Regions from separate parts of the Mus musculus genome. Here region 2 is linked to region 1. A link is a loop called in an ENCODE intact Hi-C map of the cell type or tissue named here. Cell type or tissue: gastrocnemius. All regions are shown on one strand. Links, peaks and the distances in the headings refer to the core of each region. The heading gives the core; the rest is flanking DNA.

What was found. Peaks named below come from ENCODE experiments on the same cell type or tissue, not always from the same donor. Only the 100,000 strongest peaks of a DNase experiment are listed, where the experiment ranks them.
Region 2: a loop joins it to region 1, with 4 times the contacts of the local background. A loop is called at or near these places in 11 of 42 quality-filtered maps.

What each region holds. Positions count from the first base shown.
Region 1 is chr2:3,766,843-3,772,118 of GRCm38, forward strand. All of the region lies in intron 1 of Fam107b (family with sequence similarity 107, member B), which reads left to right. Among named protein-coding and RNA genes, the nearest start is that of Gm36031, 38 kb to the right of the region's middle. In gastrocnemius, for the core only: a CTCF peak has its summit at 2,631 (motif pointing left); a DNase peak (open chromatin) is centred at 2,624.
Region 2 is chr2:3,626,576-3,631,851 of GRCm38, forward strand. The region is part of intron 1 of LOC108168726; the gene reads left to right. Among named protein-coding and RNA genes, the nearest start is that of Fam107b, 84 kb to the right of the region's middle. In gastrocnemius, for the core only: no CTCF peak of the experiment used is centred there; a DNase peak (open chromatin) is centred at 3,345.

The DNA.
Region 1 (5,276 bases), core at 485-4,484:
GTGTGTTCTCTTGGCTTGGTGGGGAAGGTTTACATTGGGAATCATTATCTAACTCAGAAAAGCACTGTCTGTGGCCATTAGAATGCAGTGTATTACCTCGGTAATGTGGTAGGCAGGCCTTTTTAACTCTGCCATAAGGGTCTGTGTTTGTAGCTTTGCTGGTAGAACTGTGGGATGCTGGGCTGGGGAGAGCACTTAATAGTTAAAGATGCTTATTGTTAAGCGTGAGGACCGAGTATGATCCCAGCGTCCATAGAAAGCGTTGGGCACGTTGGAGTGCACAGGCAACTACAGCACTGGGGAGGCAGAGATGGGGCGGCGGCACTGGCGGCGCGGCGGTGGTGGTGGTGGTGGTGGTGGTGGTGGTGGTGGTGGTGGTGGTGATGGTGGTGATGGTGGTGGTGGTGGCAGTGTGGAGTTCTGTGAGCTCACGAGAGGCCCTGTATCAAAAAACAAGGTAAAAGCCCCTGAGGAATGACTGTTGGATTTATCCTCTGCCCTCCACACCTAAATCTCACACACACACACACACACACACACACACACACACACACACACACACAGACACACACACACACACACACACACTCATATACAACACACTATGCATCCACATGTACTTACTTACTGTTACTAATGAGGAAACTGTATTATTCATTTGAATTCATGATTAGAAGAAAATATGACCCAAAGAAGATAGATATCTCTAGATAAAATATGTAATGGTGTCGGCTATAGCTTGGCTAGCAACACCGCCTACTCAAGTACTCACTCATATCCTGGGTAATAGCACATTGCTGCCACATTATTTCATTCATTTTCAAAGACAGCTGGGGAACTGAAGTCATGGAAGTTACGGCTTGTCTAACCACTCAGTTGTCTTTCTTTAATTAAGCCAGCACTGATTTTTCTTCCCTTGACTGATACTTGATAAAAACCAAACAGCAGCAGCAGCAACATACATAAAAAACTTACTTTATGAAAGATCGTTAAACCATTATTTCATATGCAAATCATCACTTACTTAAAATTCAAATACTGGTCTAAAGTTTAAGGTGATTTGGATTGCATTTGTTCCCTGATAGATCAGAAATAATTTATCTGTTTTCTTTTCTCCAAGACAGCAAAGAAATATATAAAGGTTTCACATTAGTCAATAAATATTGGCTGCTGAGGTATTTCATATTCTCATTTCAAATAAGATTAACTTAATAATTTATAATTGACTGAGGGCGAATTAAGGAGCTTCACCTAAGCAGATGTTTTCATGTAAAGGGAAATCAATCCACGTCTCAGGTTACACACGAGCCCACCACTAATGTGCCATAAAAATAAAACCTAGAGGGGGCTTAAGAGTGTGACTGCCAATATTTCCAGAGAGAAAGACATACTAAACACAGTGATAAATTATTGCAGTCTTATGTAACAGAATTGTGCCAATTTCTAATCAATTACAGATAACTTATTTTTCATCAACTAAATGTAACTTTAGAAGTTTAAGCTTTTTTATTGTTTCATTGTTGAGATTCTATTCTTGGTTGTACTTCCTGCCACTGAGAGTTGGTAATAGTCAGTTGTATACTTTATATTTTTATCTGGTCTAAATCATTGTGCTAGTCTAGATAGCTTTCCTCTAAAATATGTGGAAATTTCTAGAATACTGACTATGTTAAAAAATAAAATAAAGTTGTCTATTTGATCACTTTAAAGAGGTAGAGGAAGAAGGGTCATTGTAAGCTTAAAGCCAGCCAGATCTACATAGAAAGTTCTAAGCCAGACATGGCTAGATTGCAAGACTCTCAAAACACAAACAAACAAACAAACAGATTTAAAATGTATAAATCTGATACTTGTTCCATGGCAGCCATGATGCTGTTTTTGATCTCAATAAGACTCTGTAAGACAGCAAAATAATTTCCTAGAGACCTATTACTTTCACATTGGATAAAATATACTTAATATCCTTTCATTTTCATGTTTCAAAGGAAGAGTCAAAGATGATTAAAGGGCTCTTTGAAGCGGTCAGGGCTTGGTCACTTCACATTCTGTAGTCAGGGACTGAACCATAGTTACTTTTATAAATGTATTAGGATGTGAAGAACTGACTATTAAGTCTAAAGTAGCTGTATTATCAATAAAGCAATACACTGAGTTGGGGTATTGTTTTTTAAATATGTAATTATATTTCTTTTCATGAAAAATCATACATAAATTGTTACGTTTATTTAAGATGAAATTGTACAGCCGATAAGAGAAGAGAGAATCCACATTGTAGATTCCTTTTGTGAGGGCATGAAGAAGTCTGTACACAATTGAGCATATTCCATGTTTAAAGGAAGAAAGTAAATAAATGCAAACAACTCCATAAAAAAAAAAAAAAAAAACTTACTTTATGGTCCAGTTACTTGGTCAGTAACATCAATATGATGAGAATATCTTGTGTTAATGTCAAGAAGAAATCCCTCATGTAAGGATACTTACTTCTAGACTCCCCCCCTTACTCCTAGACTTTTCTATCACATCTTTATTCTCAGCCTTCTTGGTTGCTTAATGCTCAGTGAAGAACCCCACCTTGCCTCCCTGAGCGTATTTCCAAAGGCCAAGGAAGTCATGTGGCTCAGGAGCGCCCTCTTCTGGCAGCTAACCGCTAACCCCTGACTTGGTTACTTCTTTTAAATACTCTCCATAGAACCTCCATAGAATCCTAGGTGGCTGAAGAAGAGGAGGAAACCAGTCTTTGCAATAAAGGGATGGAATGTTTCGTGTAGATTTCAGTGCAGACTAAAGAGAGGAGGTGATTCCGTAGTTGTCGGAGGCCAGAGTTTAATTACAGTCAGGATGTTAGGAAAATCTTCCTGAAAGACTTGGCCACGTATCTGTATCTGATTCGGCTTGGTGTAAGGTGGATTAGAAAGGAGCATCATGCCTGCTAGGAGCAGCAGCAATGGCGAGGGCCTGCAGGTGGAGGAAGGGCCAAGGAGAGGGAAGGTGCGGTACATAGTATTTATGCCAGTTCAGTCAGAGCGTGGGCTTTGTGAGGACACGTCCCCACATGATCAGAATTCTGTTGTCAGGCTTCAGTAACCACGGACAGGATGGCTGACAGGAAAGAGCATCAGGTAAGAACGTCACAGAGATGGCTACTTCTTTGCTTTTGTTGTGGGTGCAGAGTGAAAAGCCAAGGAGAAGTGCCCCTATGTAGCTCCCAGCTCCTGTCCCAGCCGCTCTGTGGTAAAGCCATCCAGGACACAGGGAGACACTACTTCCCTTTCCAGACCCCTTTGCTGTAGTCTGGAGGAGCTGTATTGCACACACCTTCTGCTTGGCCTGCAGAAGACTCTGAGCCTGCGCATGGGACTTGGGCTGCGGGGCTCTTGTGCCCACCCTCTGACTCCAAGACAGAGAAAATGAAGACAGTGCTGGCCCTGTGCTTAGATCAGAACTCATGCAGGTTCACCCTGGGTCCTGCCCAGGGTCTTGTCTGGTAGGAGACCCCCACTTGGGTGCTTCTCACCGACTGTTACTGTGGGGGAGAGGTCCTAGAAACTCTAAAAGAGAAATCACCCACTTGTGCCCCAGCATCCTGGCCTACGGCTCCTCTCCCCTGTTGCTGACAGCTACCCCATTCTTTCCCTGCCTGCCTCCTCCCTGAAACTTTGACCTTTGGAGTCCCTCCTGCTCTGAAAAGATGTCATGGCTTAGGATAGAGAAGCAGGTCCTTTTATGGAAGCAGGCAGCATACTTTGTCTACTGATTAACCAGAGTGAATCTGCTCTGGGCTCTTTTAGACAGGTTAGGCTGTAGAGCGGTGCCTTGTGCATTTGAGATTTCAAGCAGACAGCACAGCCCCTTTAGCCAGGGAGCAGTGGAGCTGAAGTCAGGCTGGCTGTGATGGGCTCCCTTACTCACTATGTGCAAGGTTTGTATTTCTCTCTCTGATTAAGGCTGCAGGAGTTCTCAGTTAAAATGTCCACAGTGTTTTGGGAATGTGTGGGTTCTCTGTTATGTTTTCCTCATTTGGTAGCTCTGAGCCTTCATATTATACAGTGTTGCCTCAAATATTTAATTATGATGCAGTTATAGCTGCTTTTATATTTTAATTGACTTGGTCTTTAGACATTTAGTAGCTTTATTTTCATGTTAATTAAAAAATTTTTTTTACAACACTTGATGTAAAAAAGAAAAAGGTGGGCATTGCAGTTTGGCAAACCTGGGTTTGGGGATTAGTGGACGGCAATTTGGTTTTAGCACTATGGCACTAGCAGTATAAGTACCAGCATGGTATAATCTTGTTTCTCTGAGTGTTGGTGTAGAGTCTGAGTCTTTTATTCCTATGGTTGTTGCTGGAATCAGTTGGGACCCTGCATCTGCACGTGCCGTTCCCAAGGCACTGATTGATAGTTGTTGGCTGTCAGTTTGCCTAGATTTGGCTTTGATGAACTGTTAGTGACAGTTCAGGGCTTCATGCTGACATGGTTGCTTCTCTCCGGTGTCTACTCTGGAGTCTGTGGATAGATGCCCTGCTCTCTCTCTTCCCTCAACATCCACGTAGCCCCACTCCTCCCCATAACTGTCTGCTGGGTGGCCTCCGTGGGCAGAAGTTAAAGGTAGGAGCTAGCATTGGACTAAGAGCTTGTGCACAGAGAAACTCTTCTCATTCTTCTGAAGGCAGGTTTCATGCCGTCAATAGTAATTCAACATCTTCTACTTATCTGAAGTGGCTGGGATTAGAACTGGGGCAGAGGTGGTCCTCCCCCTTGCAGAGAATGGACAGAAACCTACAGTCACCCCGTATCCCGGTTTATCTTGTGGTGTCAATACCAGGGAGGTGGCAGTGCAGTGCTAGGCATGAATGTTTCAGGTGTGACTCTTCCTCCCACACAGTCCCCTGCTCTCTGACCCACTGTATCGCCTACTAAGTGAGGAGGTAGCCGTAGTTAGCAATCGGAATTGTGGACTTACAGAGAAAGCAAGGTTGCAGTACTCTGGTATAGTCAGGCCCTTATCTGATTTTGAGTTTGAAAATCAAAGTCTCTGAACCAGGACAGGCAAGTAGGAATCTCCTGTTAATTATCATGGCATCTTCATCTGCTTTGTTCTGAGCACAGGGAGCAGGGATGGATGGGGTCAGCACTAAGAATGATCTTGGTACGCATGGTAATCATGGCAATTACTGGCACCAACCTTTGCCTGTCTTCTGCCATGGGGTCAGCCCTGGTCCTCTTGCTTCAGTCTCCAGAGGGATTTTTCTTCTGTCATGAAATGGTACTCGCATT
Region 2 (5,276 bases), core at 884-4,883, 140 kb before region 1:
TGCCATAGCAGAAAAATGGAGAAAGAATGTTTGGAGAGCAACATGTTCTTCAAGATGTGCTTGTTGTTAAAAATGCTCCAGCATAGTCTCCTCTTACTAATGATCTTCATTCCAAGGATCTAGTAGCTTCCCCATTTAACAATAGCTCTTTGATCCAAACAATGGGCTGAGGAATCATAGCAGCTTTGAAGGTTGGCTACATGGGGAGAACCTTCATTACGGCTATTTTTACAAGTGAGGCAGACGCTCAGAAGACATTGATTAATTCTGGAAGAATAACAGAATCTATGACAACACTCAGTGCCTTGCCTGGGATTGAGGTAATGTCATCAGGGAGTATGTGAGAGGCATCTTGAGGAGGCATTCAAGAATTACTTGATGAAGACACATTTGCAAAACTCAACAGAGCTGTGGCTGAGATGATGAGCAATTTTAGTGGACAGGATGACATTGAGGAGCCCTGAGAGGTGATTTTGGATGACTGACTGACATTGTTAGAACTGTAACTGTGTAGTAAAGCAAGGGAAAAGTGAGATTTGAGGGAGAAGAAAAAGAGCTTCCAAGAAAACCCACAGTGAAGGGCTTAGCTGATTTTTAAAGACCTCAAATACTTTACAAAGTTTGAAGATGGGGAGGCTAAAGAGATGGCTCAGAAGCTAATGGCCCATGTGCTTCTCTTGCAGAGGGCCAGAGTTCATTTCCTAGCACTCATGCAGTAGCCCACAGACACCCATAACCCTGGTTCTAGTGCATCTCTGCCCTCCTCTCGCCTCCTCAGCACTACATGCCCATGTCATGTAAAACACCTGTACACATAAAATAAGTATAAAGAAATCTTAAAACACAGTTTGAAAACATTCATCTCAATCCAGAAAGGTTTTACTTATTGAGAAGAGTGTTTATCGAATGTTTATGGTCCTCTGTCTGCTTATAAACAGTTCAACCACAAAAACCAGAAAATAGCAAAGTAATCCACTGCAGGCATATCTCTGAACAGAATGATAATTCTTCAATAGCGCTCCAAGCACAAACTCTGGAGGGAGCTAGGAAAAGACCTTGTCACCTCAGAGATGAGTTTCATTATCCTTGAGGATCTCTCAGTGTACTGTGAAGGAAGAAGAGAGATACATGCTGTCGTGTGTGTGTGTGTGTGTGTGTGTGTGTGTGTGTGTGTGTGTGTGTGAGAGAGAGAGAGAGAGAGAGAGAGAGAGAGAGAGAGATTTTATTTTAAAAGGCTTAAAAACTAGAAAACTATTCGTATTTGTTGTTGTAATTTTTAAAAATGTGCATTGGGGGTTTTGTCTACCTGTAAACCAGTACACCACATGCATGCTTGTTGCCACAGAGAACATAGGATCCTGGGAACTAGAGGTGAGCTGCCATGTGGATGCTAGAAGAGCAGCCAGTGCTCTTAACTGATGAGCCATCTCTCTAGCCCTGAACATACTTTAAAAAAGAATCTACCTCCCCAAAGACTAGCTTTCACAGTTCTGGAAGGTGCTATGTAAGCTTCTAAGCAAGGAAGCAACCAATAGTCCCGCTCAGATGCAACACTATCTTTTGACATGTCTACAACACAATCACTGTTCCTAGTGCTTAGAAAGCACTGAAGATTATATATATATACGTATATATGCATATATATTCACATATATAGACAATGTGTGTGTGTGTAAAACATTAACAAGAAAGAGAGGTAATAATTTCAAGAGGGAGTAAGGGAGAAAGGTATTTGGGAGAAACCAGAGGGAACAAAAGAAAGAGGAAAAATGATTAATTGTATTTTAATTAAAAAGTAAAACACTTTCAGAATAATATGGTGATAGAATATGAAAACAAAATATACAGATATATTTGAAATGGTTATTACAAAAGGGTTAAAATGTGAAATTGAAGGTACACAAGTGGAAGGAGTTAGAGGTGGGAGAGGAGGAGTGAAAAGGCAGTACCTATAGATGAGATTTTAAAAAAATTTAACATTAAAAATTTAAAAGTATGTGACATGAAATCTTATACTTAGTTCAGGTTCATTTACTACTGAAAAAAAATTTCTATGAATTTGGTCAACAGTCTACAGAATACAGCAGTGGTCCAGGGTTTCACACTCTCCATTCACCTACACATTCACCACAGAAATTATTTTTGTGTATATGTCTGCCTGTGTGAGTGTGTGTAATGAGTGTGTGGTGACATATTCCATCACCAATTTAAGCTCTAGTTGTGGGAAGAATTTTATGCAAGTTTACCATTTACAAAATCTCATGTACTGTTTTCTTTTAATATTTTATATATCAGTGTTTTGCCTGCATGTATGTCTGTATACCATATGTGTGCCCAGTGCCCACAAAAGGGCATCAGATCTCCCTGCGACTGGAGTTACAGATGGTGTGAGATGGCATGCATAAGCTTTAGATCAAATCCAGGTTCTCTGAAACAGTAGACAGTGCCCTGGACCACTGAGCTTTCCAGCCCCTATTCTATATGCGTACTGTACCTTTCTTATGCTTAGATACAAAACACCATTGTACAATCATGTCCAGTCACCGGCACTTGCTGCACAACTTTGTGGCTTGGGAACAAAAGCCATCCCATGTAGCCTAGATGTATAACAGGCTGCACCCCCTAGGATTATGTGAGCACACTCTGTGACAGCTCTCCAGTGACAACATCACCCAGTGACACTTTCTCGGCACGCATCCTGTCATTCAGAGATTCTTGGCCGTGGTTAGGGGCATACAGCATGCAGCTTTGTTACATATTGATCTACAGCTGGCATTTTCCCATTGTTTTCTCATGACTTTAAATTCCCAAATGATAATTCGTTGTGTGACGAAACCACAAGCTATCCACTCTTCCTTTGAAGGCCATCTAGGTGGCTCTAATGTCTAGCAATTATGAGTAAAGTCTCCTCCATGGGCAGAGTTTTGTGAGGACGTGGTACCACTTGTTTTTGGTGCACACTGAGGAGTGAGGTTGATGGATCACATGAAATGTGATTTTGTAGGATTATGTAGATTTTGTAAGAAACAGCCAAACTGTCTTGTTAAGTGGCTGTACCATTTTGCATTCCCAATAGTACTCAAAGTTCTTCTTGTTCTTGTTTTTGCTAACACTCGGTGTTGTCAGTGTGGGGGATTATAACCCTTCTAACAGGTTTAAAGTGTTATGTTTTTAAAAAAATACACAACAAACTCTCTCTCTCTCTCTCTCTCTCTCTCTCTCTCTCTCTCTCTCTCTTTCTCTCTCTCGTGTGTGTGTGTGTGTGTGTGTGTGTGTGTGTGTGTAGGTATCTGTGTATGACAGTGCAGTGCCCATATCGGCCAGCAGAGGGCATTGAGTTACAGTTACAGGCTGGTGTGACTTGCCCAATGTGGGTTCTGGGTCTCTGAAAGATGAGCTAGGGCTCCTCGCCACCGAGCCAACCCTCCAGGCCCCCCTCCTCCATAGTATCTCATTGTTGTTTTATTTGCAATTCTCCAGTGACCATTTGCATGGTCGTTACCTGGATTTTTTATTTGACATAGTGTCTGTTCAGGTCTTCTGCCCATTTTTTGTTTGTTTGTTTGTTTGTTTGTTTGTTTGTTTGTTTGAGACAGGGTTTCTCTGTAGCGCTGGCTGTCCTGGAACTCACTTTGTAGACCAGGCAGGCCTCTAACTCAGAAATCTGCCTGCCTCTGCCTCCTGAGTGCTGGGATTAAAGGTGTGCGCCACCATGCCTCGCTGTCTTCTGCCCATTTTTGAATAGTGTGTTTATTGGTGTTATATTTTAAGAGTTTTTTTAAATGTATATTGAGCACCAGAATTTTACCTGCTGTGTGTTTTGCAAATTTTCCTCCAGTCTGTGGCTTGTCGTCTTCTTAACAGGGTCTTTCACAGGTTAGAAAATTTTAACTTTAGGGCCTGGGAGGTGGCTCAGGTGGCAAAGTACTTGCTGCACAAGCAAGGAGAATGGGATTCTATTCCTGTCACCTTTATAAAATACCCAGGTAAACCACCAGCATTTGTCTGTAACCCCAGGGCTGGGGAAGGAGACAGGACAATCTCCTGGGGCTCACTGGCCAGACAGACCCACTCAATCATTTGGCTCCAGGTTCAGTGAGATCCTGTATCAAAAACCTAAGTGAAGGAGTGACTGAAGAAGTCCTCTGATACCAATCTCCGGCACAGGCACACACAAATCCACATGGACATGGACACACAGTAAGAAAAATTTAGTAGAATCCAATTTATTAATTCATTTTTTTCATCAAATGTACTGCTAGGGCTGGTAGCTAATGTTTAAATGTGTCTTTTACTTGCCAATGGTCTCAAAGCCTGCTCCCCAGGGCATGTTGACACCATTGGTCATAAATGGGAAGCACCCCGACATGTCTTCATGGCTGATGTGTGTCTGAGATGCACATGGAGTCAAGCGAAAGGGAAATGGTCAAGTTGATCTGGGGTTCACACTTCCTAAAAGTAAGAGACTGGGCAGACGCTAGAGCAACTGCCAGCATTGGGACTGTTCGAGGGTGGCTGGCTTGTCAGTAACTGGGAGCTAAAGGCTGTGCCATTTGTCACTATTAACGGATGCTGTGCCTTCAACAGCCAGGTCTGGATTTGCACATTTTTATTCATGAATTTGAGCTTGCCCCTAGATGCTGGGACTCACTAAGAGATTCATGACTTCTTATTAAAAGGTATTTTGAAATAAAATTTCACAATGTCTGCATATCTCACCAATATGATGATGTAAGGGGTGAGAGCCATGCTTGTGGCTGAAGCAGCAAAAGAGATTTTTTTTTAATAGACTGAAGAATGAGACAGAAAAGGAGAGAAAGCACTGGGGACTGCCCAGCTAAGGTGCTAAAGTGGTCCATTAGTTTCTCCTAGCTGCCACAGTCCTCTGAAGGCACTAGAGGGTTAGTCCTCCATGAGACCAGCATCCTTGAATGTCAATAGATGCCTGGAGCTGAGCTCGCGGCTGTAGGAGGAGAGCCTCCTTCTCTGCAGGAAGGGCTTCCCCTCTGCAGTCTCTTGACATCCTTCAGGGGATAATTATTCCTTTGATCCTGGTGACACAGTTCCAGCTAGAGCTTCTTGGCAGGTATGTGGACACACATACTGTCTGAGTGCAGAGGAGTAGAGGAAGTCCTTCTCTATGTCCTTGAGGAGAATGTCCTGATGGAACAGTAGGTCAAAGGTGGTTATGGCAGCCTACGGCATCACTTGAGAGGGGGACCCTGAGTGAATGAGAACCAAACTCTTTGTGTGTGTGTGTGTGTGTGTGTGTGTGT